2 separate regions of the Homo sapiens genome follow, and region 2 is linked to region 1. A link is a loop called in an ENCODE intact Hi-C map of the cell type or tissue named here. Cell type or tissue: CD14-positive monocyte. All regions are shown on one strand. Links, peaks and the distances in the headings refer to the core of each region. The heading gives the core; the rest is flanking DNA. Region 1 has its middle 110 kb from the start of LINC02815. Region 2 has its middle 160 kb from the start of LINC02815.

Region 1 (16,528 bases), core at 5,736-13,735:
GTTACCTAACTCAGAACACAGCTGGAAAAATAAGTGGACACTGTTAATAAAAGCTGCAAGATCACTATAGGCTCATGGCCTGGGCAAGAGATTTTGAGTGGAGCCATAGAGTAGACCATCTAAGGCCCAGATGAGAAGCTGGAGTAAGACTCTTTGGGAAATTAGGACACTCAAAAGCAGCTGTTACGAGAGAATTTAGAAAGCCATGTGCATGCCCAGGCAAGACACAGGCTCACAAAGTCTGAAGAAAGCCTTAGGCTTTACCTGAAGCTGATCCCTAGGGTCTGAATAAGCCTCGCTAGTCTTGAAAGAGTGCTCTAGTACAGAGGCTATCTGAAAAGACTGCAAGAGCCCTTAGGATTGAAGGAAATCTCTGTCAAAGCATTAGCTGAACACAAACTAAAGGAATACAGACTTCAGTGATTACATGTGACAAGGAATAGTCTTGGGAAAACAGTCTGAAAAACTCTCAGACATTGATGCCACAGGCTTCAACAATTTTTACAAAAAAAAAAACACAAACAAACAAACAAAAAACAGTGACCTCTGGGGAAGGAAAAGATTCTGATTTTCAGAGTTACCACATTGTAACAGTGAGATGTTCAATGTTTACAAAAAACACAAGGTATACAAAGAAACAGGAAAACATGGTTCACGCAAGTAAAAAATGAAAAAAAAAAAGATATTGACAGAAACCAACCCTGTGGAAACCCAGACATCAGACTTACTACACAAAAACCTTAAAACAGCTGTTTTAAAGATGCTCAAATAACTAAAGGAAAACACAGGCAAACCACTAAAGGAAATCAGAAAAATGATAGATGAGCAAAATGTCAATATTACCAGAGACCAAAATTTTAAGAAATACCAAACAAATTTTGGAACTGTAAGTACAATAACTGAAATGAAAATTTCACTACATGTATTTAACAGCAGATTCAATTTCAACAGGCACAAGAAAGATATATGAACTTGAAGACAAGACAATTGAAATTATCTTGTCTGAAGAATGGAAAGAAAAAAGAATGAAGAAAAGTGAACAGAGCCTAAGAGATTTGTGGGACACCATTAAGAGACTCGTGGGAATCTAAGAGACTTGTGGGACAAACACAAATTAGGGAAGTTCCAGAAGGAGAAGAGAGAAAGGAAGGGAAAGAAAGAAAATTGAAAAAAATAATGGCTAAAAACTCCCCAAATTTGATGCCAGACATGAATGCACAAATTCATGAAACTTGATGAACTCTAAGTAGGATAAACTCAAAGAGAACCATACAAAGACACATTATAATCAACTGCCAAAAGACAAAGAAAGAATATTGAAAGTAGCAAGAGAGAAGCAAGTCATAACATACAAAGAATGCTCCGTAAGATTATCAGCAGAATTATCATTAGAAACTTTGGATCTCAGGAAGCAATGAACAGATAGCGTAAAGTGTTGAAAGGAAAGTGACCTGTCAAATGAGAATTTTATATGCATAAAAATTGTCTTCCAAAAATGAGAAATTAAGACATTCCCAGATAAACAAAAACTGGGGGAGTTCATTACCTATCCTATGGGAAATGCTAAAGGGAGCCCTTGAAGTTGTAATTAAAGAAAACTATACAGTAACTCAAAGCCATATGAAGAAATAAAGATCTCTGTAAATGTAAATACATGGGCAAGTATAAAGCCAGTATTTCTAAAATTTTGAACTTATTTTCTACTGGGATTAAAAAAAGAAGGGATAAAATAATTATAAATCTATGTTATTGAGCACACAATGTTTAAAGATGTCATGTATGATTTGTGACATTAATGACATGAAGGGGAGGATGAAGCTATGTAGGAGTAGTTTTTGTGTGTGATTGAAGTTAAGTTGGTGGTAATTAAATCTAATTGTTATAACTTTAGGAGGTTATATATGGTAACCACATATGGTAACCACAAAGAAAATATCTATAGAATATACACAAAAGTAAATGGGAAGGGAATAAAAATGTATCACTACAAAAAATCAACTAAATACAAAAGAAGGTAGTAATGAAAGAAATGAGATAAATGATAATGAAATACAACATATCAAAACTTACGGGATGCATAACTTCAAAGTATATATGTTTACAGTAACCAAACCAGCATGGTACTGGCACAAAAATAGACACATAGACCAACAGAACAGAATAGAGAACACAGAAATAAAGCTACACAACTACAAACAACTGATCTTAAAAAAAATCAACCAAAGTAAGCAATGGGGAAAAGTCGCTGTTAAATAAATGGTGTTGGGAGAACTGGCTAACCATATGCAGAAGAATTAAATTGAACACCTATTTATCACCATACACAAAAAACAACTCAATATGGATTAAAGACTTAAATGTAAGACCTTGAACTATATAAATCCTGGAAGAAAACCTAGGAAATACACTTCTGGACATTGTCCTAGGCAAAGAGTTTATGACTAAGTCCTCAAAAGCAATTTCAACAAAAACAAAAATTGACAAGTGAGATCTCATTAAACTAAAGAGTCTGCACAGCAAAAGAAACCATCAACAAAGTAAACAGACAACCTATAGAATGGAAGAAAATATTTGCAAACAATGCATCTGACAACGGACTCATATCCAGAATCTGTAAGGAACTTAAACATATCAACAAGCAAAATACAAATAACCCTATTAAAAAGAGGGCAAATGACACGAACAGACACTTTTCAAAAGAAGACGTATGAGTGACCAACAAACATATGAAAAAATACTCAACATTACTAGTCATCAGAGAAATGCAAATCAAAACCGCAATGAGACACCATCTCACATCAGTCAGAATGGCTATTATTAAAACTTCAAAAAATGACAGATGTTGGTGAAGCTGCAGAGAAAAGGGACTGCAAATACACTGTTGGTAGGAATGCAAATTAGTTCAGCCACTGTAGGAAGCAGTTTGGAGATTTCCCAAATAACTAAAAATATAACTACCATTTGACACAGCAATCCTATTACTGGGTATATACCCAAAGGAAAATAGGTCATTCTACCAAAAAGACCCCCGCACTCATACATTCATCACAGCACTATTCACAATAGCAAAGACAGAATCAACCTAGGTGCCCATCAATCATGGATTTGATAAAGAAAATGCAGCATATGTACACTATGGAGTACTATGCAGCCATTAAAAATAATAAAATCATATCCTTTGCAGCAACATGGATGCAGCTGGAGGCCATTATCCTAAGTGAATTAATGCGGAAACAGAAAACCAAATGTCTCATGTTCTCACTTAGGTGGAAAATAAACCTTGAGTACACGTGGACATAAAGATGGAAAAAACAAACACTAGGGACTCCAAAAGGAGAGGAGGAGAGAGGCGGCAAGGGCTGAAAAGCTTCCTATTGGATGCTGTGTTTATTATCTGGATAACAGGATCAATAGAAGCCCAAACCTCAGCACCACACAAATATCCTGTAACAAACCTGCACACGTATCCCCTGAATCTAAAATTTAAAAAATTATAATTAAAAATCCCTTATGGGATTCGGTAAAAGTGATGCTAGGAAAAAACGTGTAGATTTCAATGCTTACATTAAAAAAGAAGAAAAATCTCAAATTCACAAACTAACTTTATGCCTTAGGAAACTATGAAAAGAAGAATAAACTAAAACCAAAGCTGTCAAAAGGAACATAATTAATAAATAATAAAGATTAGAGCAGAAATTTTTTAAAAAGAGAGTAGAAAAATAGAGAAAATTAACAAAATTAAATGTTGATTATTCAAAAAAAACAACATTGAGAAAACTTTAGCTACATTATCTAAGGAAAAAAGAGAGAAGATTCGAATAACTAAAGTCAGAAATAAAAGTGGGGACATTACCATCAATTTTACAGAAATAAAAATGATTAAAAGAGAATACGATGAATAATTATACACCAACAAACTGGATAAAGTAGTAAATTTAAAAATTCCTATAAAACATAAAATCTATCACAATTGACTCAGGGAGACATAGAAAATCTGATCAGATGTATAACTAGGAAGGAGATTGAATCGCTTATCAAAAACCTCCAAGAAAGAAAAGCCCAGGAATGCGCCCACCGTGTCCATGGGGACAGGCTGAGGCGGCCGGGCTCCGAGGCACCAGGGCTCCAGGACGGCGAAGATGTCAGCTTCCTTAGTCTGGGCAACTAAAAAAACTAAAAAACTAGAAAAACTAGGAAAACTAAAAAAACTAGAAAGAGGAAACTGCAGCCCAACGGGGCTGCCTTCACCCTGACACCCTCAGCAGTAAACAAGATAAAACAACTTCTTAAAGATAAGCCTGAGCATGTAGGTGTAAACGCTGGTGTCTGAATCAGGGGCTGTAATGGCCTTTCTTATACTGTAGAATATACAAAGACAAAAGGAGATTCTGATGAAGAAGTTATTCAAGATGGAGTCAGAGTATTCATCGAAAAGAAAGCCCAGCTAACACTTTTAGGAACAGAAATGGACTATGTTGAAGACAAATTATCCAGTGAGTTTTTGTTCAATAACCCAAACATCAAAGGAACTTGTGGCTGTCGAGAAACCTTTAATATTTGAAATCTCAGGACTCTTCTGGCCATAGGCTCCAGGAAAGCTCGTGGAAGCCTTGGGGCTCACTGAAGAAATCACGTGACTGTCACATGCTTAATGTGCGGCTGCCTTATAAGGAAAATAAAGTGATGCATTTTGAAAATGAAACAAACAAAAAAAAGAAAAACCTAGAAGCAGATGGCTTTACTGGTGAATTCTACTCATTTTTAAAGAAGAATTAATACCAATGCTTCTCAAATTCTTCCCAAAAGTTGAAGAGAAAACACTTCCTAACATTCAATAAAGCCAGCATTACTTTTGATACCAAAGCCAGAAAACAAAATTACAAGAAAACTACAGACCAATATTCCTTATGAATATTGACACAAAAGTGCCTAACAAAGTACTAGCAAACCAAATTTGGCAACATATTAAAAAAAATACGCTATGACCAATGGGGTTTATTCTTGGAATGTAAGAATTGTTCAACATATGACACTAAATCAATGTAATATGCCACATTAATAGCATGAAGAGAAAAAAAACCCCACATGGTCATCTGAATTGATGAAGAAAAACCATTTGACAAAATTCAATACCCATTTATGATTTTTTTAAAATGCCCAAAAAATAAGGAGTAGGAAGAAATTTTCCCAACATAGTAGAGTCCATATATGAAAGTGCACCACCAGTATCATAATCTATGGTGAAAGACTGAAAGCTTTTAGCCTAAGATCAGGAACAAAACACGGGTTCCCATTTTTGGCCGTATGTTCAACACAGTACTGGAAGTTCTAACTGAAGCAATTAGGCAAGAAAAAGAAGGAAGAAAGGAAAGCAGTAATAAAACCACTTCTGTTCACAGTTGACATGATTTTATATGCAGAAGATCATACACACACAAAACCTGTTACAGCTATTAATAACAAGCAAATACAGCAAAGTTTAGGATACAAAATCAGCATGCAAAACTTGGTAACATTTCTATACACTAACAAAGAGCAATTCAAAAAAGAAAATGATTGCATTTACAATAACATCAAAAAATATAAAATAGTCAGGAATAAATTTAACCAAGGAAGCAAAAGACTTGTACACAGAAAATAACAGAACATTGCTACAAGAAATTAAAGAAGACTAAATAAATGGAAAAACATCCTTTGTTCATAGATGATAAGTCTTGACATTATTAAGATGACAATACTAACCAAAGCAATCTCCATTCGTTGCAATTCCTATCAAAATCCTAATAGTGATTTTTGCGAAAATGGAAAAACTCATCCTAAAGTTCATATAAAATCTCAAGGGGCCCCACATAGCCAAAACTATCGAGAAAAAGAAAGAAAATTTGAACTCTCACATTTCCTGATTTCAAAGTATACTACAAAGCTACCACAAAAGCAAAACAATGCAGCACTGGCATAAGGATACATAAATATGTTAATGGAACAGAATATAGAGCCCAGAAATAAATCCTTGCATATTTGGTTGATTGACTTTCAACAAGGGTTTGCAGAGCATTCGCTGGGAAAAGGACAGTGTTTTCAACAAATGGTGTTGGAAAAATTGGATATCCACATGTAAAAGAATCAAGTTGAACCCTTACCTTACACCATTTACAAAAATTAACTCAAACTTGATCAAAGACCTAAAGGTAAGAGCTAAGACTATAAAACTCTTAGGAAACATCAGGGAAAAGCTTTATGGCTTGGATTTGGCAATGATTTCTGAAAAGTACAGGCAACAAAAAGAGAAAATAGATAAATAGAATTTCATCAAAATTAAAAACTTTTGTGCACGCCTGTAATCCCAGCACTTTGGGAGGCCAAGACAGGTGGACTGCTTGAGCCCAGGAGTTGGAGACCAGCCTCGGCAACATTGTGAGACCTCATCTCTACAAAAACAAACAAACAAACAACAACAACAAAAAACCTTTTTTGCCTCAAAGGGTACTGTCAGGAGAGTAAAAAGGCAAACCACAGAATGGGATAAAATATTTGTAAATCTTGTATCGATAAAGAATTAATATCCGGAGGCTGGATGAAGTAGCTCACGCTTGTAATCCCAACACTTTGGGAAGCCGAGGCAGGCAGATCACCTGAGGTCAGGAGTTCGGGGCCAGTCTGGCCAACATGGTGAAACCCCATCTCCACTAAAAATACAAAAATTACCCAGGCATGGTGGCACATGCCTGTAATCCCAGCTACTCGGGAGGCTGAGGCAGGAGAATCGCTTAAACCAGGAGATGGAGGTTGCAGTGAGCCATGATCATGCCACTGCACTCCAGCCTGGGAGACAGAGCAAGACTCCATCTCAAAAAAAAAAAAAAAAAAAAAGGAATTAATATCCAGAATATATTAACTCCTGTATTTCAACAACAAAAACCAAACAACTGGATTGAAAAATGGGTGAACAAGACAAACTGTGGTCCCAGCTACTCAGGAGGATGAGGTGGGAGGATCACTTGAGCCCAGGAGTTCAAGTCCAGCAAGGACAACATAAAAAGACCCCACCTCTTTAAAAAAAAAATTAACTCATTATTTTTAAAATGGGCAAAAGACTGGAGTAGACATTTCTCTGAAGAATATATACAGATGTCCAGCAAGAACATAAAAAGGTGCTGAACATCACTAATCATTAGGGAAATGCATATCAAAACCACAATGAGATACCACGTCACACTTTTTAGGATGACATTCAAAAAAAAAAAAAACCACACAAAATAACAAGTGACAAGTGTTGGTGAGGATGTGGAGAAATTGGAATCTTAGTGGGAATGTAAAACCCTGTTAAATGTAACCCCTGTTCAAAACAGTTTGGTGGCTCCTCAAAAATTTGAACATAGAATTATCACACAGTTCACAATTCTTCTCCTAGGTATATGCCCAAAAGAATTGAAAGCAGGGACTGGAAGAGATATTTGTACATTCATGTTCATAGCAGCCTCGTTTATAATAGTCAAAAGGTGAAAGCAACCCAAGTCCATCAACAGATCAATAGATAAACAAAAATTATGGTGGATGCATACGATGGAACATTATTCAGCCTCCAAAAGGAAAGAAATTCTAACACATGCCACAACATAGATGAACTTTGAGAACATTATGCTAATTGAAATGAGCCAGTCACAAAGGACAAAGACTATATGATTCCATTTATATGAGGTACCTGGAGGAGTCAAATGCAGATAGAAAGTTGAAAGGGGGTTAAGAGGAGGCAGAATGGGGAGTTAGTGTTCAATGGGTACAGAAAGCTGCCTCAGGCTTACTTCACCAGATCATAAAATTTTTAACTTAATTCTACTTGAGTCACCCTCTTCCCACTTGGACGTCCCTGTTCGCAGGGCTGTTCACAGCTGTGGGTCATCGGACCAGGCAGGAGCCTCGTGGTCTGCATGTGTCACGGTGAAGCCCTCCTTCATCCTGCCCACAGGGCCCCTCATAGAGATTTTTCTCTTTCTGTTGCTGCTTGCTTTCCTCTTTCATCTTCCTCATGGAGAACATCTTTCTGGTGTGTGAGAAAAGCCCGCCTCTCTCTCCCTGTTTCTAGTAGAGATGTCTTGTTTACATCCACAAATCCTCTCCCTTTCTGGGGCTTAGGCTTTTGGGAAGTAGGGTTGGGAAGACTTTAAGCCCATCTCTTCTTCCTTCCTCACAGGGGCTACCCTAATGGCGAAGGGCTCTGAGCTCACTCCCTGCTGGAGTCAGGGGAAGTATGGGGGAAAGAAACTTCACGCAAGTCAGAGTCGGAAAATGTTACCAAGCCACAACCAGCCCATTTCACAGAGGAGTGGAGCACAGCCTACCTAGGGAAATGGCGTGCTCAAGGTTGTCAGCTGGCAGGTGTCACCATGCAAGGTTGTTGGTCTCCTGATGCCTAAGCAGGGATCTTTCCACAGCAGCTCCCAGCCTGGGGCTGAGGACAGCCAGCCTGGGACCCACCCTGGTTCCCGTTCCCCCAGCTGGGAGCTTGGGAAAGTGCAGCAACCCCTCTTCCTTCCACGCCCTGCGTCGGCCACCGTCTTACAGCTGTGTGAGCCCTCCCCAGCTAATTTGACACAGCTGCCCCACCGTACCTCCTGGAGCTGGCTGGACATCTGCTTCAGCAACACGAGATTTCTCACTGACTTTACAGAGTGAAAGTCTCTCCAGCTGGGAGTCCCGGGTGTGAAGCTGATCAGCAAGTGACGAATGGGAGCTGAGTCCTGCCTCTGGCTGTGGAGGCTCCTGTTTCGACTTCTCGTTATGGCCAGGATCAGAAGAGTGGGTCCTGGCCAGGCACACTATTCCATGGTTTCATTTCATCTTCCCTCTACAGACAGGCCCCCCTCCCCCCCAAAAAAACCCCTTCCCCCATCATCAGATCCCCCTAGCACACCACACACCACATCTCACATGTGCCCTGCCAACTTCTCCTGTGTTTTATACGTAGCCTGGCACCCATTCCACTGACTTTCCTCTTGCTCATGTTGGGCCTGAGCCTTCTGGGAAGTGGCCTGTCCTTGTTTTCTGGGGCTCTCCAGGGTGGGTTTCTCATGTGCTGGAGTTCAGATGTTACCGCAGCCTGTCCTGGTTCATCTTCCACTTTCCTAGCTTCCCTGCCCCTCGTGACCTGAGCTGGACGCTCCTGTTCCTATAGCAGCCTTGTCAGGGCATCAATTACATCCTCTGGACACATGTTCTAAAATATATTAGTAGAAAATTTGAGGTGTAGTAAGGCAGATGAGGAGACAGCTGCCATTGAACTGAGAGTTTATTGCTCACAGTTCCAAGAGGAGGGAGCATGCCATGACACCCGGGTCCACACGGCAGGCACCAGCATTGGTCAGGAGGCAGAGGGAGCACAGGAAAACAAGGGCAAGAGCATTTAGCAGCTTTCTGCGGGAAGTACCAGAGAAGCTGGGCAGGCAGACTTAGGATTGGCTGGCTTGAATCATTTCAGTATGTGCCAGGTCATAGAGGCTGTCCCTAGTTGTCTGGTACCTGGCCCTAGGTGTTGGATGAGGGCAGGTGGGTGGTAGCCCTGAGTATGATAGCCCAGATAGAGGAGGGGGTAGGGAGTGGGCTTTGAATTGGTTGGTTTGCATGTGAAAGGTGCACTCAGGGGCAAGTCCCTCTAGGGTAAGCAAGGCCCCATTTGTTAAAGCATCAGAAAACAAAAGACATGGTTACTACAGCACAGAAGCCACTTCTGTAGGGTGACACTATTGCCAACGGCTGTGCCAGCTCCGTTAGGTGCCCTGGTCCTTCCTCTTGAACAGGGGCTCTGGAGCCGGGACTGCCTCCTGCACTCTTTCCTGCTTTCAGTTGGAGATGCACTAGCTCTTGGACCATTCCTACCCAGCTCTTCCAAGTGAAAGATGACACTCCTCCCTCCAGGCCCCAGTCACTGGCCACCACAGCTCTCTTCCTTCAGGGAGTTACCTCCCAGGGTGCTCCTCTGCCCGAGGTCACCAGACCCTCTAGGACACAGGTGATCAGCACTGGGTAATTCATAGGCTTACACCAGGGCCACCGCAGCCCAAGGAGTTCATGCTGCATAATATGCAATTTGGGAGTGTGCGTTTAAAATGTAAATTCATACCGTAAACATTTCCCATGTTACTAAGAACCCATAAAAATATTGTACTTATTTGCATAATCGTCCACTGTGAGCATATCCTCATTCCCTGCTGCTGGCCATTGGAGGGGTAAGAGGCTGAGGGACCATCAAGGGGTCCTAGTTCCTGCCTCCCCTCCCTGATGCTACACACACACAGCGACAAGAGCAGAAATGAACGAGGAGGTGCCTGGCAACCATAAAGTCTGATCCTACGAGCACATCTCAGCACATCTCCCTTCCCAAGGATGGCCCTCAGCCAAGAAAGCACGTCCTGGAGTTCGGCAGAATGGGCAAGAGCACAAAGCTATCTTTTGTGACTAGTTTTCTTCCTTGGAAATGACGTTGAGTTCTCTGAATCAATCTCCCAGTGTCCCTTAGCAAGTATTATTACTCCCATGAAAAATAGGTATTTTGTTATTTTTTTGTGTCCTTTCATGTGCTGGGCACTCTGCTAGGCATGCACTAGCTGCATCCTGTTGAAGGGAGTCTATGTTTTACAGGTAGGTAAACTGAGGTACCAGAAATAAAACCAGCTTAGTGGGAGTCAAGCAGAACATCCACCAAGACCCATAACCTCATTGTCCTTGGTTCACTCAACGGTGAGGAGACTGCTGCTCTTGGAGGGTCTTGACCTATAGGCAAGGCCACCTGGAATTAATTTGATTGTGAGGAGGATTTGACAGAGCTGGAAAAGCTCATTGAATATTTGACTGAACAAGACATGCAAACTTTTGCTTGTTAAATCCTGCAAATAATTTCTAATGTACATCAGATTCATATTGTGGGAGGTTAATGTGGAAAGGGGAATGCAGAAAGAAGGAAGAGAGATTCAGAGCCAGAAAAGGATCTGAGTGAGACAGAGTGAAGAGTGGAGACAGCAGGAGAGCGTGGGCAGAGGCAGCCTTGAAAAGGAAGGCCCACCGGGTCCGGTGGCTCACTTCTGCAATTCCAGCACTTTGAGAGGCTGAGGTGGGAGATCACTTGAGCCTAGGAGTTTGAGACCAGGTTAAGCAACACAGGGATACCTCACCTCTACAAAAAATGCAAAAATTAGCCAGTCTTGGTGGCACACACCGGAAGTCTCAGCTACTTGGGAGGCTAAGGTGGGAGAATCATTTGGGTCCAAGGGGTTGAGGCTGCAGTGAGCCATGGTTGTTCTAGTGCACTCCGGCCTGGGTGACACAATGAGACCCTGTCTTAAAAAAAAAAAAAGAAAAAGAAAAAGAAAAGGAAGGCCCTGTTCTGAGCCCCTCGCTGCTACTTGCTTTGTTGGCTTTGGGAACGTCTTTCTCAGCTCTATGAGATGCTAAGTGGACAATTAATAATTATTCAATTGTATTCATCAGCACATGGAATATTCTCCAATATAGACCATATGATAAGCCACAAAACAAGTCTCAATAAATTTAAGAAAATCGAAATTATTTCAAGTACTCTCTCAGACCACCGTGGAATAAAATTGGAAATCAACTCCAAAAGGAAAACCCTCAAAACAATCCAAATACAAGAAAATTAAACAAGCTGTTCCTGAATGATCATTGAGTCAACAATGAAATCAAGAAGGAAATTTAAAAACTCTTTGAACTGAGCAATAACAGTGACACAATCTATCAAAACCTCTGGGATACAGCAAAAGCAGTGCTAAGAGGAAAGCTCATAGCATTAAATGCCTACATCCAAAAGTCTGAAAGAACACAATAGACAATCTAAGCTCACACCTGAAGGAACTAGAGAAACAAGAATAAGCCAAACCCAAACCCAGCAGAAGAAAAAAAATAATAAAGATCGGTGCATAACTACATGAAATTGAAACAAAAAAATTCAAAAGATAAATGAAACAAAAAGCTGGTTCTTTGAAAAGTTAAACAAAATTGGCAGACCAACAGTAAGATTAACCAAGAAAAGAAGAGAGAAGATCCAAATAAGCTCCATTAGAAATGAAATGGGAGATATTACAACGGATAACACAGAAATACAAAAGATCATTCAAGGCCACTATGAATACCTTTATGCACACAAACTAAAAAATCTAAAGGAGATGGATAAATCCTGGAAATATATAACTCTCCTAGATTAAACCACGAAGAAACAGAAACTCTTAACAGACCAATAACAAGCAGTGAGATTGAAATGGTAATTAAAAAAAAAAAACTGCCAACAAAAAAAAGCCCAGGACCACGTGGATTCACCACTGAATTCTATTAGACATGCAAAGAAGAATTGATACCAATCCTGTTGACACTGTTCCAAAAGATAGAGAAAGAGGGAATCCTCCCTAAATCATTCTATGAAGCCAGTATCACCCTAATACCAAAACCAGGAAAGCACACAACAAAAAAGAAAACTACGGACCAATATTCCTGATGAACATAGACGCAAAAATCCTCAACAAAATACTAGCTAACCAAAAAAGCCATCTATGACAAACCCACAGCCAACATTATACTAAATGGGACAAAGTTGAAAGGATTCTCCCTGAGAACTGGAACAAGACAAGGATGCTCACTTCCACTACGTCTATTCAACATAATCCTGGAAGTCCTAGCCAGAGCAATCAGACAAGAGAAAGAAATAAAGGGTATCCAAACTGGTAAAGAGAAAATCAAACTGTCGCTGTTCGCTGATATGATTGTATACCTAGGAAACCCTAACGACTCAGCCAAATAGCTCCTAGAACTGACAAATGCATTCATTAAAGTTTCAGGATACAAAACTAATGTACATAAATCAGTAGTACTGCTATACATCAACAGTGACTAAGCTGAGAATCAAATTAAGAACTCAACTCCTTTTACAATAGCTGCAAAAAAATAAAATAAAATATTTAGGAATATCCCTAAGCAAAGAGGTAAAAGACCTCTATGAGGAAAACTACAAAATACTACTGAAGGAAATCATAAATGACACAAACAAATGGAAACACATCTCACACTCATGGATGGGTAAAATCAATATGGTGCAAATGACCTTATTGCCAAAAGCAATCTACAAGTTCAGTGCAACTCTCATCAAAATACCATCATTGTTCTTCACAGAACTAGAAAAAAAAATCCTAAAATTCATGTGAAACCAAAAAAAGAGTCCATATAGCCCAAACAAGACTAAGCAAAAAGAACAAATCTGGAGGCATCACATTACCTGACTTCAAACTATACTACAAGACTTTAGTCACCAAAACAGCATGGTACTGGCATTAAAATAGGCACATAGACCAATGAAACAGAACAGAGAACCCAGAAATAAAGCCAAATACTTACAAGTAGCTGATCTTTCACAAAGCGAACAAAAATGTAAAGTGGGGAAAGGACATCCTGTTCAACAAATGGTGCTGGGATAATTGGCAAGCCACATATAGGAGAATAAGGTGAGATCCTCGTCTCTCACCTTACACAAAAATCAACTCAAGATGGATCAAAGACTCAAATCTAAGAACTGAAACCAAAAATATTCTAGAAGATAACATCAGAAAACCCGTTCTAGACTTTGGCTTAGGCAAAGATTTCATGACCAAGAACCCCAAAGGAAATGCAACAAAAACAAAGATAAATAGGTGGGACTTAATTAAACTAAAAAGAGTCTGCACAGCAAAAGAAATAACCAGCAGATTAAATAGACAACCCACAGAGTGGAAGAAAATCTTTGCAAACTATGTATCCAACAAAGAACGAATATCCAGAATCTACAAGAAATTCAAACAAACCGGCAAGAAAAAAAAAATCCCATCAAAATGGGCTAAGTACATGAATGGACAATTCTCAAAAGAAGATATACAAATGGCCGACAAACACATGAAAAAAGGTTCAACATCAATAATTATCAGGGAAATGTAAATCAAAACCACAGTGTGATACCACCTTACTCCTTCAAGAATGGCCACAATTTAAAAATAAAAAATAATAGATGTTGGCATGAATGTGGTGAAAAGGGAACATTTTTACCCTGCTGATGGGAATGTAAACTGGTACAACCACTGTGGAAAACAGTGTGCAGATTCCTTAAAGAACTAAAAGTAGGTCCACCATTTGATCCAGCAATCCTACTACTGGGTTTACCCAGAGGAAAAGAAGTCATTATATGAAAAAACACTTGAACATGCATGTTTATAGCAGCACAATTCACAATTGCAAAAATATGGAACCAGCCCAAGTGCCCATCAATCAACAAGTGAATAAAGAAAATGTGTATGTATATATATCGATATATATATATATATACACACCATAGAATACTACTCAACCATAAAAAGGAATGAAATAATGGCATTTGCAGCAACCTGGATGGAACTGGAGACCATTATTCTAAGTGAAGTAACTCAGGAATGGAAAATCAACTATCATATGTTCTTACTTATAAGTGGGAGCTAGGCTATGAGGATGCAAAGACATAAGAATGATACAATGGACTTTGGGGACTTGGTGGGGGAAGGGTGGGAGGGGGGTGAGGGATAAAAGACTACCCATTGGGTACAGTGTACACTGCTCAGGTGATGGGTGCACCGAAGTTGCGGAAATCACCACTAAATAATCTATCCATGTAACCAAACACCATCTGTTCCTCAAAAACCTACTGAAATAAAAATAAAAAATATTCAGAATTCTTCCAGTGCTCTCTGTTATTCGGGAAGTCAAAGGCTGTCAAAGTCAACTCAAAGGGGATGGCCTCAGCTGATGCCAGGGAAGAAGCTGACTTTTGGACAGGGGCTGACAGAGCAAGCCAAGGCCAGCTCTGAAGTACAAGCTGGATCAAGTTCTTCAGCCTTGGAGGGTGTCAGAATCACCTTGAACCTTCTGAAAACTCAGATGCTTGGGTCTCCTACAGACCTGTTGAATCAAAAATTCTGGTGTCAAGGTCCAGACAGCTGCAGTTTTGTGAATTTCACCAGGGGATTATCCCCAGACACCTAGAGACTGGCCATAGGGCTGGAGACTCACTACATTTTCCCCCCAAAAAATCTTCTCTCCCACATTGCTTCTTCTTAGTCATTGAAGTTCACTCCATGTCATATAACCAGTGTGCTTTTTCTGAACAAATTTTCTCTTCAACAGAAGTACTCATCCAGCCCACGGTCTTCCCCTCTGAGAAAGACCCTCAAGGGACCAGCTCTTTGTCATTCAGGGCTATCAGATCTCTCTCCTGCCTTCCTCCAAGTTCAAGGCCAATTCCTTTTTCAATGACTTTCTTGTCTCAGCTCAGCATATTCTTTCACCATGTTATTAGTAATTTTATAGCTAATTTTATAGCAGGTCTTGAGATCAAACCTGATTGGGTCCTTTCATCTATTACCCTGACTCCCGCTCCTGGACCCTGAGTCTCCTGCACATTCTGCATCTCCACTACCCTTATGGAAGAAGTCATATTGGAATCAATTGTCTAAAAACCAGCAGAGTGTGTAACCATCACTTAGGGTGATTTGAGGGCTTGAAAAGCCTACCACTGATGTTGAGTTCAGGCTCTAAGAAGCCCTACACAAATATAAATGTAGAAACTTAACAATACATGGAGTTTGACTAGTTTTCTCCAGGTGCAAGAGCCTACTCACATGAGCATCTCAATGATCCAGGGTATTATGATGGAGAAGATGGGAACGTGAAGTCAGACATATGGATCTGATGCCTGCCTCAGCCCTTTATGAATTGTGTGGACCTGGGCAGGCCATTCAACCCCTCCCAGCTTCCATTTCCACATTTTTGAAATGCTACAAAAACAATGTCTAAATCAAATACTATTCTTACGACTAAATCCTTTGATCTCTATAAACATAATCAGTTGCTACCTTGGCTGAGAGGGCACCTCTCACAGTGGATGGTCAGGGAGGATATTATTTCAGACCAAGTCAGTGGTGATCCCTTAGGGCAATAGAATTGGAAGGACAGTTACCCTCTGACCCATGACCATGAGGAGTTGGGATTCAGAGAAGGGAGCTGGGAGGTCAGTCGTGTCCTTATAGAAACAGAGACCACCAGTAGATCCCACAGGGTTCCGGGCCCAGTGAGGTAGCAGAGGAAGGTTGATACAGAGAGGAAGGAAAAGAGTGAAATTGCATCCAGGTCAAATTTCACCTTTCTCACAATGTGGTCTGGGGGAGGCTAGCATCTGTGATAACAGAAAAACTTTTCCAAATGCTGATGGCTTCTGGCTGGACATCAAACTTGACAAGGGCATGGATAGATGGTATTTTTATCATTTGTCATCTTGCTGCTCACTACTAGCAAATCATGTGGCACATAGTGGATTCATTGAGTAAATGAACGAATAAATAAATAGATCAATAAGAAAAGATCTCACCAAGGTTACTTTCCTTTTCTCTTTCCTCCCCAAATTAAACAAAATGTGAAAGTAAATTTGATGTGGACCCAGAAGTAGGAGAGACAGTATATTCAGTATTTTTAATGT
Region 2 (16,528 bases), core at 5,351-13,350, 51 kb before region 1:
GAAAAGGAAGGCTCTGTCCCTTTCACACCCAGCTCAAGAGGAACAGCCAGTCTTAAGTCAAATGCCCATTTCTCTAGTGTGAAGAGTAAAGATGACAGATGTTCACAGGCAACCTCAGTTAGTTCCTTCCCTTGTCGAAAAATGCTGGACTCTCTCACTCCCCCCCCACCCCCCCCCACACGCATACACACACACAGGCGCAGGCACATGTGCACACACACACACACACGAACACAGACATATCATTCGTGTGCGTGCGCACACACACACTCGTATCTTCCGGAGGCCAGCTTTGACACACATCACCTTCTCATAGTAGATGAATTATTGGGTCTATTGCTGCATTCATATCCTCCCTAATTAAATTCTGCTAGCCTGGAATTGTGATCCTTTGGTTTATCAGGAAGCTACGCTCTGCTGTTATTTGCCCTTATGTTACATACAAAGAGAGTGTTAAAAGCTACTTCATGATATACACATCTGACAGGGGGCCAATTAAACACACTGGACCAGGCTGCCTGTTTTGTGCCATTGATGCTGGCTGCAAATTACAAATGAATTTATGCTTTTCATTTCATGCTCAGCATGGTGCTTTCTCAGCAATGTTTCATAAGCATAAGGCCAGGTGCTTTTGTGTGAAAGGAACAAAATGAAATTTCTTTAAAAATGCAAATCCTAATCCAGACTGCCCACCCCTACCCTGGCTTATCCTGACTGGTGGGTATTTACTGTCTCCTGTTCCTGGGGGGTGCTACCTGGCTCTGAAGAGGCCTTTCCAGGGCAGTCTTGAGCAGGGTCAGGGAGGGGTGCTGTGGAGGGGCAACCTCCAGCCGTCCCGTGTGGCCAAGAGCTTTCAGAGACAGGGTGCCCCTGCCACCAGACAGTGAGGAGTTGCAAAAGAGGCAGCTATGGGGGTCTCTGTGCAGCACTCAGCGGGAGGATCCCCAACTCTGTGGCCACGCATGACTGTTGGAGGGTGGGACATCAGCTGAGACTTCCTTACTCAAGCAGAACAGAAATATTTTCATAATATGGACTCATTTAAGGTAAAAAATGTGCCAGGCCTTATAAAAATATAAAGATGAATCTAGTTTCTGACCTTCAGCAGAGAGACACACAGATACACCAAACGGGCAGAGGACACAGCAGGAGCTGCAGGCTGCCTGTGCTGGCATTGTGGAGGGACCTCCCCCGCACCCCGGTAAACGCGGAGAGCAGGGTACTCTCTAGGGCAGGAGCCAGCAAGCTTTTCCTGCAAAGAGCCAGGTGGTCTACATTTCAGGCTGTTGCAGGCCTCGGGGTCTTTGTCGCAACAAGTCAACTCTAACGTGATAGAGTTAGAAGGCATCTATAGGATGAGCATGGCTGTGTTCCAATACAATTTTATTTACAAAACAGGTGGTGGGCTGTGGGCGGCCGACTCCTGAGCTAGAGGGTTGGATCATTGCACATGGTTGCAGTCCATTTTCAAGATATTTTAAAGGTAAATTGTTATTTCTAGCTCTCTGTCTCTTCTGATACTATTAATCTACTAGAATAATTTTTTACAATGATTTTTTAATTATGAAAGACATACATGATCACTATATAATTATCAGAAAATAGAGGTAAACAAAAAGAAAACAGTCACATTTCTGAGCTAGTCTTCATCTTGCCTCTTCCTTTTCTCTACTCGCAAACATCCCTCATGGTCCCACCCACATGCAGGGAGGCTCAGCTGGCAGGAGAGGAGGGAGGGCCTGGTGACCTCGGCTGGCCCCTCATGTGCTGCTGGTCCATAGTGAGGGTGGAGCCTCACCAGTGTGGCCACAGGCATGCTCACAGGGAGCTGTCGAGTTTCTGCTGAAGTCCGAAGTGACCCACTTCAACCCGCCATGGTCTCTGTGAACCCTGGGATGGAGTCATTACTCTCCACATGGTTGGAATTCCTACTGGGGTGACTTATGAAAGTGGAACAGGCCCAGCTCCATTCAGTCAACACGTGTTAAGCACTGATGGGTGCCAGGCATTGTTCTAGGCACTGTGGCCAACAAGACAACCTAGAAGCTTTCATTCTTGTAGGGGAGGTTAATTATAAACAAATCAACAACAAAAACTATAAAAATGGTTATCTAAATGTTGGATGGTAATGGTTGCAAATAGTAGAATGGGAAGTATTTGGCAGCACGGATGAGATGGAGTGATGCCCTCCCATTGGGTGGTAAGGGACTCCTCCGAGGAAGGGAGGAGGACAGGCGGGTCTTGAAAACACGGAGGGCAGAGCATTCTAGGCAGACAAAGAGTACATGCAAAAGTCCTTCAGCAGCACCGTGTTCATGCCCTTGAGGACAGACAGCAGTCCCACAGGCTGGATCAAACGGACTCACGGCAAAAATGAAAGAAGTTAGGTAGGAAGTCAGGGCCTTTAGACTGTGGCGAGGAGCTGAGATTTTATTCAAGAGCCATGGGAAGCCAGCCGAGGATTTTAGGCAGGAAAGCTGCATAACCTGACTCCCATTTGTGAAAGCTTGCTCCTGCTGTTTTTGGAGAACAGACTGCAGGGACGAAAGGGAAAATGAGGAGACTCTTTGGCGGCTGCAGGAGGAGGTGCTGATAGCATGGACGCCACTGTTCTGATGTCCCCAGAGATGGGGAGCTGGTAGGCTTTTCTCTCAGCTCTGGTAGGGGGTGGTGCCATTCACTGAAATGGAAAGATGGAGGAGGTTAGGGTGGGCTGGCGCAGAAAACAAGCGTGGGTTATGGACAGGACAAGCCGGAGGTGCCTGTTAGCACCAAGAAGAGTCAGGAGCTCTAGCAAGAGGACTTTTTAACCAGTCTCAACTGAACACCTGCAGTGTGCCAGGCCCAAGCTGGCCCCATCTGCGGTGACTGCCCATGCCCTCTCATCCTCCTGTCCATGTGCAGCCTGACCCTAGCACCACCCGCTGGCCTGGGATTATCAGGCTGAGCCTGCCGCCATGAAGTCCTCCAGCCTCACCTGACCAGCCCCAGGCAGGATGTGGCGCATTCACGGGTAAACAAGTGAGGGAGGGACACTGGAGCACCCCACAGAGCATCTGGGGCCCTGCAAGGCCATCGCAGGCCCAGCTGTCTCTCTGGAAAAATGCCATGGACACTCTTGATCAGTCAGATGTTGGCAGTGACACTGCTGTCTTGCTTCATTGCATTTGCAAAATAAGCAAAGTTTGTAGTGCTCCCTGTCTTCTACGTGTGAGCGGGTGTGTTTCTCATCAACTCACTGCAGTTACAAAACCAATTAGAGCTGTAAAATGTGGAATGGCCTCTGTGTGAACAGCCTGGGACATCCTCAGAGCTCCAGAGCCCACTGCTTTGATGTCAGAGCTGGGGGTGGGGTGGGGTGGAGTGGAAAGGCCATGGGAAGGGAGCCGGCTCTGAAACACGTGGAGGCCAAGGTGGTAAGGTGGTAGTGATGTGGAGGCCTTGCCGATCAGGGGCCCACACACCGCACCCTGGCAGGGGAGGGCCGGGGGCTTTCTGTGCCTCACCCACAGATAAGAAGGAAGTGGGAGCCAGTGCCAGTCCCTCAGCTTCCTCCTTGCAGGCCTTCTCTGCTTGCCCTTTCTCCACATTTGGCCCAGACATTGAAGCTATGAGCCACATGGCAGGAAGTTCACAACTGCTGTGCTGACAGAAGCCAGAAAGGAGGCTGTTTTCTGGAAGCCTGCCCTGTGCAGGCCTGACAAGAGCTGGGGGAAGTTAGGAGGCCCTTGATGGGACCACGGCCATGCATGACACTGGGACCTCTTGCACTAGGAAGACATCCTGTATCATAAAATTCAAGGAACTCCGGAGCTGGCAAGGACTGTGGCAGTCATAACGTTCAATGTCTTCATTTCCTGGGTCTATGACGAAGACCCAGGAAAGTGAGGTGACTTTTCCAGAAGAGTGACAAAGGCAGAACAAGAACCAATTTCCTGACTCTCTATCCCAGAGCCCTTCACCAGTGACGGTGGGGATGCTCGCAAGCCTCCCAGGCCAGGGCTGCCCAGGCTTACTCAGGTCAAGGCCGTCAGAGGAAAGAATTATCTCTGCACCACCCCTGTCGCAAAGGGACAAGGCTGCTCTCAGATGGAGGCAACCTGCTGGGGACTCCTGCCACCCCAGCCCTGCTGGGCTCACCACACCCACTGGGTGTTGTATACACGCGTGTGTGTGCATGTATGCATGTGCATGCATATGACTGGGATCACTGATTCTGTGGCGTTCCAAGTCTGCGTGGTTTCTTAGAATCCATTATTGATTGAGGGGCCTGAAGAAGATGAAACCCATACGTTGCACCGCAAAGTTTTTTGCACTTCCTTATTCCAGGAGATGAGTTCGCAGATCCTTTCTTTGGCGAAAGGAAAGAAAACCACAATAGATAAAGCAACTTTCTTAGATCACACAGCATATTCACAATGGAGCTGAAACAAGTAAATTAGCTGGACTCACATCTCCAAACCTGAAAAAAACATAGTCACCTCTTTAGACATCAGATGAAGTATAAAGAAAATAGAAATAAAGGCAAAAGTACTACAGCTGTATTTCATGGGGACCCTGACAATTCTCATCAGATACCCGACTCCTGAGGTGTTAGTTCTGAAAAGTGGGCCAAACACTTGGCCCGGAGTTCACCTTTAAGGTTAGTTTAGCAGACTCTGAGAAGCACTAATTAAGACGTGTTAAGCAAATGAAACAAAGTAAAACAAGACAGTTATACAGGCAAATATGTTTAGGAAACCTTTGGTAAGCAGAACTAAATGGATTCTTTACAGCAGGACCTCTCCCACTCTCGAATGCTAACATGCACTGGGACTCTCCAAGAATAAGGTAGAGCAAAGGATAGTTTCTGAATTTATTTGACCATGGAATATTCTTCACCCATATCTCTGGTTGGTCAGAGGTTTTGCCAAAATGACTTTGGAGAGAAAATGTTGTTTTGATATAGTTTTCCAATGCAACCAAATAGGAATGGTCCTGTTTAAGAATGGAAGAGGTGCAGGAGTTACAGAATGGCAGAGTGAGGCCCTCCATAAGCCTACTCTCCCATTAAAATAACAGAAACACTAGGAAATGGTCAAAATAAACTGTTTCAGAACTCTGGAAATTAACCAAAGGCTGGCAACAATCTGAGGGCGTTTATTCAGGAAAAACTGTTGAACCTTGGTAAGAGCAGAAAGGTTTGTGACACTTGAACTTGGCCTATTCCCATCCCATTCTACCCAGCCCCTGTTAGCCATGATAACTAGCAGCCTCACAACCACAGGAATGGTAAAAACCAGCAACTTTGCAGCCACCAGAGGAAATAGACTGGGTTTGAAGCTCCTCAAAATGTCCCATCTGCAAAGCATTGTCATTATTTAGCTGTCCTTCCGACTTCTGGAGAAGTCCCATTTACCAGGCATTGTTGAAATTTGGCCTAACAGAGTTCACTCTGAAGAAAAACTCTATACCCAGGGGATTGGTCAAAAACCATCAGCAGCAATTGTGTATCACTGCAGCTGCCTGAGGCTGCACTGTCAGGTGGGACAATCAAGAGTCTGGCCAAAAATGTAACAGGAATAGCTGGGGAATGATGTTTCCCTGTGGGGCTTTGAAAAGCTCTGACATATTCCCAGGGATCTAAAAGGCTATCTATGCATGTGTGCAGGGTTGTGCACAAGCCCAGAAAAGACCCAAGAAGGTCCCAGTCTCTCAGCTCACCCAATCTCTGGCTAACCATAAGGCTCTGCACAAACAAGAAGTAAAGGTTAAAGCAGGGTTGTAAACTGAGCATTGAAGAGATGCCCCAGCACACCCGGGGCCCCTTGGCAAAGGGTGGAAGATCTACTGGCTCAAAGCATTTAAAGAAATTTCTGGCAAATCATTAGCTGACCAATAAGGTAACTGAACAGAAACGTCAGCAGTGGCACAATATACTGTGATGGCCATTATAAAAAGACGAAAGATAAACTGTTGGTGAGAATGTGGAAAAAAGGGATCCCTCGCACACTGTTGTTGGGAATGTAAATTAGTACAGACATTATGGAAGACCGTATGGAGATTTCTCAAAAAACTAAAAATAGAACTACCATATGATCCAGCAATCCCACTTCTGGGTATACGCCCAAAGGAATTGAAATCAGCATATCAAAGAGTTATGTGCACCCCCATATTCACTGCAGCATTACTCACAATAGCCAAGATATGAAATCAACCTAAGTGTTCATCAACAAATGAATGGACAAAGAAAACGCAGCATACAAACACAATGGAGCATTATTCATCCTTTAAAAAGAAGGAAATTCTTTCATTTGTGGCCACATGGATGAATGTGGAGGACATTATGTTAAGTGAAATAAGCTAGGCGCAGAAGGATAAATACTGCATATTCTCACTTATATGTGGAATCTAAAAACAAAAAGTCGAACTTATAGAAATAGAGAGTAGAATGATGGTTACCAGAAGCTGGCTTCCTGGGGGAGACATTGGTTAAAAGGTAGAAAGTTTCACTTAAATAGGAGAAATAAGTTTTTAGATATATTGCACAGCACGGTGACTATAGTTAATAATAATGTATATTTCAAATTGCTAAGAAAGTAAATTGTAAATGTTCTCATCACAAAAAAATGGTAAGTATGTGAGATGTTAGGTATGTTAATTAGCTTGATTTAATCATTCCGCAATGTCCAAATATATCAAAACTTTACATCATACTCCATAAATATATGTAATTACTACTTATCAATTTAAAAAAATGAAATTAAAAACAATTTCATTTATAGTAGTATCAAAAGGGACACATTTCTTAGAATAAACTTAACCAAAAAATACAAGACTTATACACTGATGACTACAAAACATTGTTGAAATAAATGAAAGGCCTAACTAAATAAATAGAAAGATTTCCCAAGGCCATGGATAGGAAGACAATATTATTGAGATGACAATTCTCTCCAAACTGATCTATAGATCTAACACAATCTTTACCAAAATTCTAACCAGCTCTTTTTCAGAAATTATTAACAAGCTGATCCTAAAATTCATGTGAAAATGCTAGGGACCCAGAATAGCCAAAACAATCTAGGAAAAGAACAAACTTGAAGTTTTCACACTTCCTGATTTTCAAACTTATTATAAAGCTATAGTAATCAGACCATATGGTACTGACATAAGGAAAACATAGATCAATGAAATGTAATCGAGTGTCCAGAAATAAACCCTTTATTTATGGTCAATTGATTTTTCAGAAGGGTGCCAAGACAACTGAATGGGGGAAAAATAGACTCTTGAACAAACAGTGGTGGACACAAATAAACAGTGATGTCCACAAATAAAAAAGTAAAGTTGGACCCTCTACCTCACGCCATACACAGAAATTAACTCAGAATAGTCACAGACATAAAGGTAAGAGCTAACGTCATGAAACCCTTTGGAAAAAAAACAGAATCTGTACGATCTTGATTTAGGCAATGGTTTGTTACATATAGCACCAAAAGCACAAACAACAAAAGAAAAAAATAGATAAATTGAACTCTGTCAAAGTTAAAATTTTTGTGCTGCAAACAATACTATCAAGAAAGAGGAAAAAAATAACCCACAGAATAGAGGGAACTATTAGCAAATTCACGTATAGCAAGGGATTTATATCCAGAGTATATAAAAGAATTCTTACAACTCAATAATAAAAAGACAAGTAATCCAATTAAAAATGGGCAAAGGATTTGAGTAAACATGTCTCCAAAGAAGACATATGAATGACAAATAAGAACTTGAAAAAAATGCTCATCATCATTAATCATCAGGGAAGTGCAAATCAAAACCACAATGAGATGCAACTTCATGCCCAATAGGGTAGCTATAATCAAAAAGACAGAAAATAACAAGTATTGGCAAGGAAGTGGAAAAGTTGGAACTCTCATACATTACTAATGAGAATGTAAAATGGTACAGCCCCTTTGGAAAACACTTTGGCAGATCCTCTAAATGTTAAACATAGACATGACCCAGCGTTCCACTCCCAGGTACATATGCAAAAGAAATGAAAATGTATGTCCACACAAAACTTGTACATGAACATTCATAGCAATATAATTCATAGTAGCCAAAAAGTGAAAACAACTCAAATGTCCATGAACTGATAAATGGATAAACAAAATGTAATATAACCATAAATGGAACATTTCTGTTTCTTGAAAAGAAATGAAGTGCTAATATGGATGAGCCTTAAAAACATTATGCTGAGTGAAAGAGCCAGACATAAAGAAGCACTTTATGTCCATTTATGTGAAAAGTCCAGAATTGGCAAACCTAAAGAGACAGATGTATATTAGAGGTTCCCTAGAGCTGGGGAGGAGGTTAGGAATGGGAATGACTATTCATGGGGTGGGGTTTCTTTTTGGGGTGACGACAACAACCTAAAATTACACTGTGCTAGTGGTTGCACAACTCTGTGAATACACCAACAACCACTGAATAATACACTTTAAATGGGTAGGTTTTATGATTTGTGAATTACATCTTATTAAAGATGTTTTAAAAAGCAATGGAAGAGGTTCAAACTAACCCAGGTTTTTGTTTTACCAGGTGCACACATGCATTCTAGCTTACCATGGGAGAAGAAAACCTATTCTTCTTTGTGAGATACTCTGAAATCATACTATGCTTTGCTGCCAGAGAGCTGACTAGAGAATAGCCCAGGAGCCTACCAGGAGAATCAACACGAAAAAAAACACACATTTTCCGTGGTGTTTCTCAGACTGGCTCTTTGCTTTTTTCTCTTTCAGCAACCTAGCATTCTCTTTTTATTTTTATCTCAAGCACATAATAACTCTATTAATTCTCTCTAAGTATTTCCAAGTGTAAGCCCTGCTGTGCTGCTTTAATGAGTAGATTCATTTATAATTAGCATTCATTTGAAATCAATATTTTTCTTGCATCCTTTAAAATCTAACTAAAATGAACCTTTCAGAAAAACATCTGTATTAACACCCTCCTGACTAGGCAATCTTAACTGTAGTCATTCCTTCATTCTGCACACTGGCAATGCTACTATGAACACCTTATTCAGTATTAATTTATATTTACTCACAGGAACACACCATTTAGGTAAAGGGGACAGTGGTGGTTCTTAACTGTGGCTGTAAAATTTTGATGTTCTTCTTATTGAAAGGCAGGATCTATGGCCCCCTCTTTGAGTGTGGGTGACCTTGCAATAATTTGCCTAACTGACCGTGGTGGAGGGGACACTGTGGGACTTCGAGAGTAAGTCAAAGTCATGTGGCTTCCACCTCGTTTTCTGGAACCTTCACTCTTGGAGCTCCAGGCTGCAAGGCAAAAGTATGACTTCCATGAGGCCATGATCCAGTGGGGAGCCCCAGCCCGTGGAGAAAGCACAAGGCAATGGGCTGGTTAGCAAGCCAAGCTCAGCTCAGCCTTGTGAGTATCAGTCCAAGCGCCAGCCATATGGGGTGTCAGGGGATTCCAACTCCTGGCCATTAGCGTGTTCTCAGCTGAGGCCCAAACACGGTGGATCAGAAACAAGCCAGCTCAGCTCAGCCTTGTCCAAATTCATGAGCCACAAAATTCATGAGGATCATAAAAATGGTTATTGGATTACTAAGTTTGAGAGTGTTTTGCTGTGCCACATTAGATAAGAGAGGGCACTTGGAAAAGGACTTCTCCAGCCCAATATTACCCGGCTGATGCTGCTGACCTTGTTAACAGGCCAGCAACTGCCCTTGAGGAACATGAAGTCCCACTTAAAGGAATTACCTTTGTTAATAGACTTCAGGCCCATTGGACACAGGGAAAGAATCTGGGTTCTTCCCAAAGTTTTTTGTAATTGGATATGGCTTTTAATTTGCAGAGCATTTGTAAATAATCTATAGAAGTCCTCTTGATTTTCCCAACTAGACTTTAAGTGTCTGGGGGCCAAGGAATGTCTTGTTTCCTTTGTTCTCTAACCCTCTGGCAGCAACTGAAGTAGAGCTTGGCATCTCACAGGGACTCGGTGGGTAGCTCGATTACTCCTGGAGCCCCTCAGGGCGGATGTCCTGTGTGACTTTGGATGCTTGATTACTTGGTTTGGCTTCTATGCCCATTGCTTTTAATCTGGGGAAGTGGCATGGGGTAGGGAAAGGGGAATGGAAAGAACTGGAAGTTAGGAGTCGGGAGACCAGGAGTTAAACCAGGCTTCTGGCCCTGACCACTTCTGTGATCTTGTCAGGCATCCACTTCTCAGAGGCTCACTTCAAGTCTAGGAAATGGGATCACAGTTTATCCCGGGGTTGCTCTGAAGTTTGAATGAAGTGCTATAGGTAAAAAGGCTTTTCAAATTAAAATCACTATGCAAATAAAAGTAAAGCATTATTATTATCTGTAGTATGCATTTGCATAAATTCCGTCTTCTCTAGGCCTCCATGAAATGGGGATAATAATAGTTATTACCTCTCGCCAGGATTACTGCAATACCCTCCTAACTGGTCTTCGTATTTCTATTTTTGCACTTTTAAAAGTCATTCTTTGCATAGCAGCTGGGCTATCTTTTTAATAAGCAAATCATGCCACATCCTTCTCCTGTTTAAAAATCCTTCAATGGCTTCAGATTGTGCTTAAAATAAAATTGAAAGTCCATGTCAGAGTCCGCAGGGCCCTGTACCATCTGGCCCCTGCCTACTGTTCCGCCCTCCACCCTGAACGTCCCGAACTCCAGCGGCACTGCCTTCTCTAGGTTTCTGGAACTTAGCAAGAGCTTGACAGCCCCAGGACATTTGCACTCACTATTCATGGCTGGTTTCATCTCCTGGTGCTGGTCTCAGGGTGTACATCAGCCCTTTGAAGAGAGTGTCCTTGACCACTCTTCCCAAAGTAGCCCTCAACTGATTCTTAATCACTTTCTAAAATAATATTGTTCAATGTTTACTTACTTGTTCTCTGTTTCCCACCACTAAAATGTGAGTTCCATGAGAGCAGGGGCCTTGACCCTCCTGTCAAGCGTAGCACCCAGCACACAGCAGGCCTTCAATAAATATTTGTTGATGAATGAATGAGTAAATGATTGAAAATATCAGAGTCCCCTACCCTGCCCACCACCACAGTATAGAAAGTTCACATCTGCTCAGTGCTCCAGGGAGAAAAGCCTGTGGAGAAGAGGATGACAGTGGTGATTGTGTGAGGTATCATTATGTGAACCAGATGTGAGGGCTGCTGGCCCAGAGTCCCCGCTCCCCATGTGCTGGGCCGACCTGCGTTCATTGGCTGAGATTACCCTTATGAGGAAGGGCAGCATCAAGCGCAAGTTCTTCAGTAACCTGTGGCCTTCTCGGGTCCTTGGTCACAATGGCTACTTTTTTTCCCCAAGAGCTCACAAGTGCTGTCACCGAAGCTGACATCACATTCTGGCCAAGGCTCAAGACCAGAACTTCCTGCTCTTAATTCTAGCCCAGTGCATTTTTTTTTTCCTGAGATGGAGTCTCCCTCTGTTGCCCAGGCTGTAGTGCAGTGGTGTGATCTCAGCTCACTGCAAACTCTGCCTCCTGGGTTCAAGCGATTCTCCTGCCTCAGCCTCCCAAGTAGCTGGGATTACAGGCGCACGCCACCATGCCCAGCTAATTTTTGTATTTTTAGTAGAGACGGGGTTTCACCCTGTTGGCCAGGATGGTCTCAGTCTCTTGACCTCGTGATCCAACCACCTCGGCCTCCCAAAGTGCTGGGATTACAGGCATGAGCCACCGCACCCAGCCAGCCCAGTGCATTCTTCAGAGTCATTCCTCTCAAGATTTATCCGTGACATCTTTACAATGAGGACAGAGCTCCTCTCCTCAGATAGGGCTGTGATAGGACAAGCAGAAAATGGGTCAAGAAGGGGAGTAAATGCATGCAGGGGAGTGGGAGACGGCAGGCTTCCTGCTATGCTTGCTGCTTGCAGCTGTCACACCCACACATCATGTCCCAGGCTTGTTAGTAGATAGAGGGAAGACGCTGTAACAAAGGGACCCCAAAACATGTGGCCCAGAGTGTGGGTAACGCTGCAGCAGGTCATCATCCAGAGGCCCGGTTCCCTTTCACGAGCCCTGGGGAACCATCCTCAATCACATGAAGCAGGGGTGAGTGAGGGGCAAGCGTGGTCCTGTTAAGAACATAACTCAGAAGTAGACCACATCACTTCTGCTTGCATCCTTTTTGTGCAACCTTCACCTAAGGGCCATATCTTGTTCAAGGGAGGCTGAAGAACGTCATATCCCTGTGCGTAGCTGTGAGCCCTGTGCTCAGGGGCTTCTGTTATCAAGAGCAAGAGGGTGATGAATATCAAAGGACAATTTATAGTCATTATCTCACTTTCAGACAGTAGCTGAGCAAACTTTGAAGTCCCTGGAACCGTCCCCAAACATGTAGAGGTGACTTTCACAATGGAATCAAGAAGGCGGAGGAAAAGACAAGCATCGCTTTAAGAAAACTGAAAGAGATATCCAAAGTTTTTTGGCAAAACTCCTCCAAAATACTACTACCTAATTTTTTTTCTGTCATGAAAACATCAATTTTCACTACAATCTAGTAGTTACCAGGATCATGACCTTTAACAGATTTATCCTTTTTGGATTGAACTCTTGGATTTTGGATTTTAGTCTAGGGGGAATTTTTTTGAGATGAAAAGTTTGAAAACACTCCATTTGGCAGATTCTAGAGCAGAGAAACAAAAATCTCTCTTATGTAACATATTTTGGGATTTCTTTACATTTGGTTAACTCAGGGGTCACTGCATTATTACGAACACTTGGGGCATAAGGATGGGCATTGGAATTTGTGCTTCATATTACAAACTATTGCTGCTAAGAATTCCCGAGCATAAACCTGGTCAGCCCAGGATACAACTGGGCAGCTTTTCAGACAGTACATCTCGCTTTTCTGTTTACCATATGGGAGAGCAACATGAAATGCCTGGAACATGTATCTGTAAGGCATGCTAATTGCAGCATTGCTGCCGGCCCACGGGCTAGGATGGAAACAGCAGTCTGCTTGCCCTTGGGTTGTTGTTATTGTTCTTGTTTTTGTTTTCGTTTTTGCTGTTCTTTTCGGGGCCTCAGTTTCTGACTCTATGCAATGAGATTAGTCATAACTTATGGGCATCTTGTAAAAATCATCTACTTTTGTGACCTGGCAGATCTTGTTTTTTTCTCTTCCATGGTATGAGAGGGTCACACTGCACCAGAGTTTACCAGACTGTATTTTGGGGATCCCCAGAGTTCTGTGAAGGTTCTGTTATAGTAGGTAGCTAGTCAGGCATGAGCAGGACAGGAGGGGGCTCCCCAGCCAGCCCTGACACACCCACCAGAAATGTCAGGTGACCATCAGGTGACAGGCAGCTGGCTGTTAACGATCGCTCTAAAATAGTAATTGGTCGCAGCCAGCGCCAGGCAAGGGCAGTCTCCCAATAGATAGAAAATACCTGAAACTGGTGATCAGCAGCTTCCAGATAAGATCTCAGGAGTTGGGTGAGTGGACCCAACACGCGCACTAAAAGGCAAATGGCGGCGTTTAACTGGTATATGACCTTCTTCTAGGAACGCTGGACTGGTAAGGGACAGACGCCTCAAGTGGGCATGTGCATGACTCCAGTAAACGCACTGCACACAAGACCCCTCCCAGGTGCTGGCAGGCCACTGCACATGCAGACAGCCAACCCCAAGGGAAGAATCAGGGGAGATGTACCACACGACCCCAGAAACATGCCAACGTATAAAACCCCAAATCAAAGGCCAAACCCTGCACTGGACCTCTCAAGTCGCCTGCTTGGCCCTCTTCCAAGTGTACTTACTTCCTTTCATTCCTGCCCTAAAGCTTTTTAATAAACTTTCACTCCTGCTCTAAAACCTTGCCTCATGGGCGGGTGCATTGGCTCACCCCTGTAATCCCAGCACTTTGGGTGGCCGAGGCAGGTGGATCACCTGAGGTCAGGAGTTCGAGACCAGCCTGGCCACCAATATGGTGAAACCCCATCTCTACTGAAAATAAAAATTTAGCTGGGCGCGGTGGCATGCACCTGCAGTCCCAGCTACTCAGGAGGCTGAGGCAGGAGAATCGCTTGAACCCAGGAAGCGGAGGTTGCAGCGAGCTGAGATCATGCCACTACACTCCAGCCTTGATGACAGAGTGAGACTCCGTCTCAAAACAAACAAACAAACAAAACACCTTGCCTCAGTTTTCCCTTACACCTTATGACTTATGCCCCTCAGTTGAATTCTTTCTTCTGAGGAGGCAAGAATCGAGGTTGCTGCAGACTGCACAGATACGGATTTGCTGCAGTAACAGTACCTCAGATCTCTCTGGCTGGTTGGGCTAAGAAAGGACGCCAGGCTTACCTTGTACAGCTCACTTTGAAGCTCTGCTGTATTTGTTTGATAATCCGAGATGTATGATTACACTGGAAAAATAAAGGGCTTGATTCTTTAAAAACATCAGCAGGCTACCATGCTAGAATAATCTTTAAAATCATTTCTAGTTCCAAAACTGTGAGAGTCAGAGAGGTCAGAGAAGTGAGCCTAGAAGATAATGTCTGTTGACAGCTGCCAGGTGTTCAAGGTGGAGCCGGGAGGTAGCAAGGTGTGGAGGAAGGATGTGGGTGATGTGTACATAGGAAGGCATCTGCAAGCAGCTGGTGGTGAATAAACCCTATAGGGAGGCCCTCTAGGCTCATGTGGAAGGAAATGGATCTTGGAGTTAGGAGACAGAAGTTAAGAGCCAAGCTGCTCTTCCATGAGTCAAGTGATCTCCAATGAACTGCTTACCCTCTGAGTCTTGATTTCTTCATCTATGAAAGTCAGGAGGTGGGGGTGGGGGTATTAGACAAGTCCATAATACCCTATGCATATTTCTAAAGTTCCCCAAACCAAAAAAGTATTTATCCACTTAGTACTAACTGTTTTGGTGGCAAAATTTCATATGAACAAACAGGAGGTTATATATATTCTATATGTATCCCTGTCTAAGTCTGTTTTGTGCTGCTGACCTGAGGCTGGGTAATTTATAAAGAAAAGAGGTTTCTTTGGCTCACAGTTCCACAGGCTATACAAGAAGCATGGCGCTGACATCTGCTTTTGGTGAGGACCTCAGGAAGCTCCCAATCATGGCAGAAAGTGAAGGGGGAGCAGGCATGTCACATGGCAAGAAAGAGGGAGCAAGAGGGCGGGGAGAAGGTGTCAGACTCCTTCAAACAACCAGCTCTCAGCTCTCACGTGAACTCATAGAATAAAAATCACTCATTATCTTGGGGAAGGGCATCAAGCCATTCATGAGGGATCAGCCCCCCATGACCAAACACCTCCCACTAGGCCCCACCTCCAACACTGGGGATCAAATTTCACATGAGGCTTGGGGAGGACAAATATCCAAACTATATAAATCCCTCAGTGCAATTACATATCTATATCTAGACATCTATCTCTACACACACGCATCCTGTTTCATTTCAGAAGTGTTCGTGTGTTTAATTATGGGTGCTATGTCAGACTCACTCAGTGTTCAATAATTTGTGGTATATGCATGCTTGATCTTTCTGAAATCTGAGGAATCCTGAAGTCCAAACACATTTGTTCCCAGTAGTTTTAGATAAGGGGCAGGAGTCCTGTAATACTTCTTGACCTGCCCTTCAGGCCTGTGGTGCAGACTGCACAAGCCACTAGCCATGGCACACATGGTAAGCTGTGAAGCCCCGGGTATAAAGGACAACATTCCCCAGGGCCACTGCATTAGTCTGCTAGGGCTGCCATATCAGAGCCGCTTAGACTGGGTGGCTTACACAACAGACATGTATTTTCTTGTGATTCTGCAAAGCTGGAAGTCCAAGATCAAGGTGTTACCAGGGTAGCTTCTCCTTGGCTTGCAGTTGGTCATTTTCTCCCTGTGTCCTCACACAATTTCCCTGTTTGTGTTTGTGTCCAGTCTCCTCTTCTTATAAGGACACCAGTCAGATTGGATTAGCCCATCCCTGTTTTAACTCAATTACCTCTTCAAGATCCTGTTTCCAAATACAGTCACATTCTGAGGTCCTGAGGATTAAGAATTCAAGATGAATTTGGGGGGACACAATTCAGTCCATGAAGTCAACATTTAGGCCATTCCAGCCGCCAGGTCTCCTGGCTTAGTGTTTAAACCTGTGACTTTCTACGCTTTACACATAACAGCATACCTAAATTCAGGCAAAAGCTGGGTGGTGATGGAGACATGCCTTTCCTGCCTGCAAACTGTGGCTGTATGATTCCCCTGCGGGCGAGCCTCTGGGAGTTTAGAGTGTCTCATTAGAAGAGCCACACTGAGAGAAGTCCTAATAAATAATTAGAAGTACATCTGCTAACTCTGTGGAACTTCGGCCCAGGCCCCGCACCAGGCCAGTGTGAAAGGGAGGTTAATCAGCCGGCACCCCGGCGGGGTTTCCCTTTGTCCATCACACCTCGGGACAGGGGGAGGGGAGGGAGGAAGGAGGTGCCTCAGGTCCTGGTGCCCCCGAGGCCTGGTGAGGCCACTCGCTCTGCCCTGTAACTTCAATGAAGGG

The links. Hi-C counts contacts between places; a loop is a spot of excess contacts. Peaks named below come from ENCODE experiments on the same cell type or tissue, not always from the same donor. Only the 100,000 strongest peaks of a DNase experiment are listed, where the experiment ranks them.
Region 2: a loop joins it to region 1, with 6 times the contacts of the local background. A loop is called at or near these places in 2 of 110 quality-filtered maps.

Annotation. Positions count from the first base shown.
Region 1 is chr1:229,038,032-229,054,559 of GRCh38, forward strand. It overlaps the pseudogene ISCA1P2. Among named protein-coding and RNA genes, the nearest start is that of LINC02815, 110 kb to the right of the region's middle. In CD14-positive monocyte, for the core only: no CTCF peak of the experiment used is centred there; no DNase peak of the experiment used is centred there.
Region 2 is chr1:228,987,058-229,003,585 of GRCh38, forward strand. No RefSeq gene overlaps it. Among named protein-coding and RNA genes, the nearest start is that of LINC02815, 160 kb to the right of the region's middle. RefSeq lists an enhancer at 2,502-3,252 and a silencer at 10,625-10,919. In CD14-positive monocyte, for the core only: no CTCF peak of the experiment used is centred there; DNase peaks (open chromatin) are centred at 7,794 and 8,364; H3K4me3 peaks cover 1,002 bases; H3K27ac peaks cover 3,156 bases.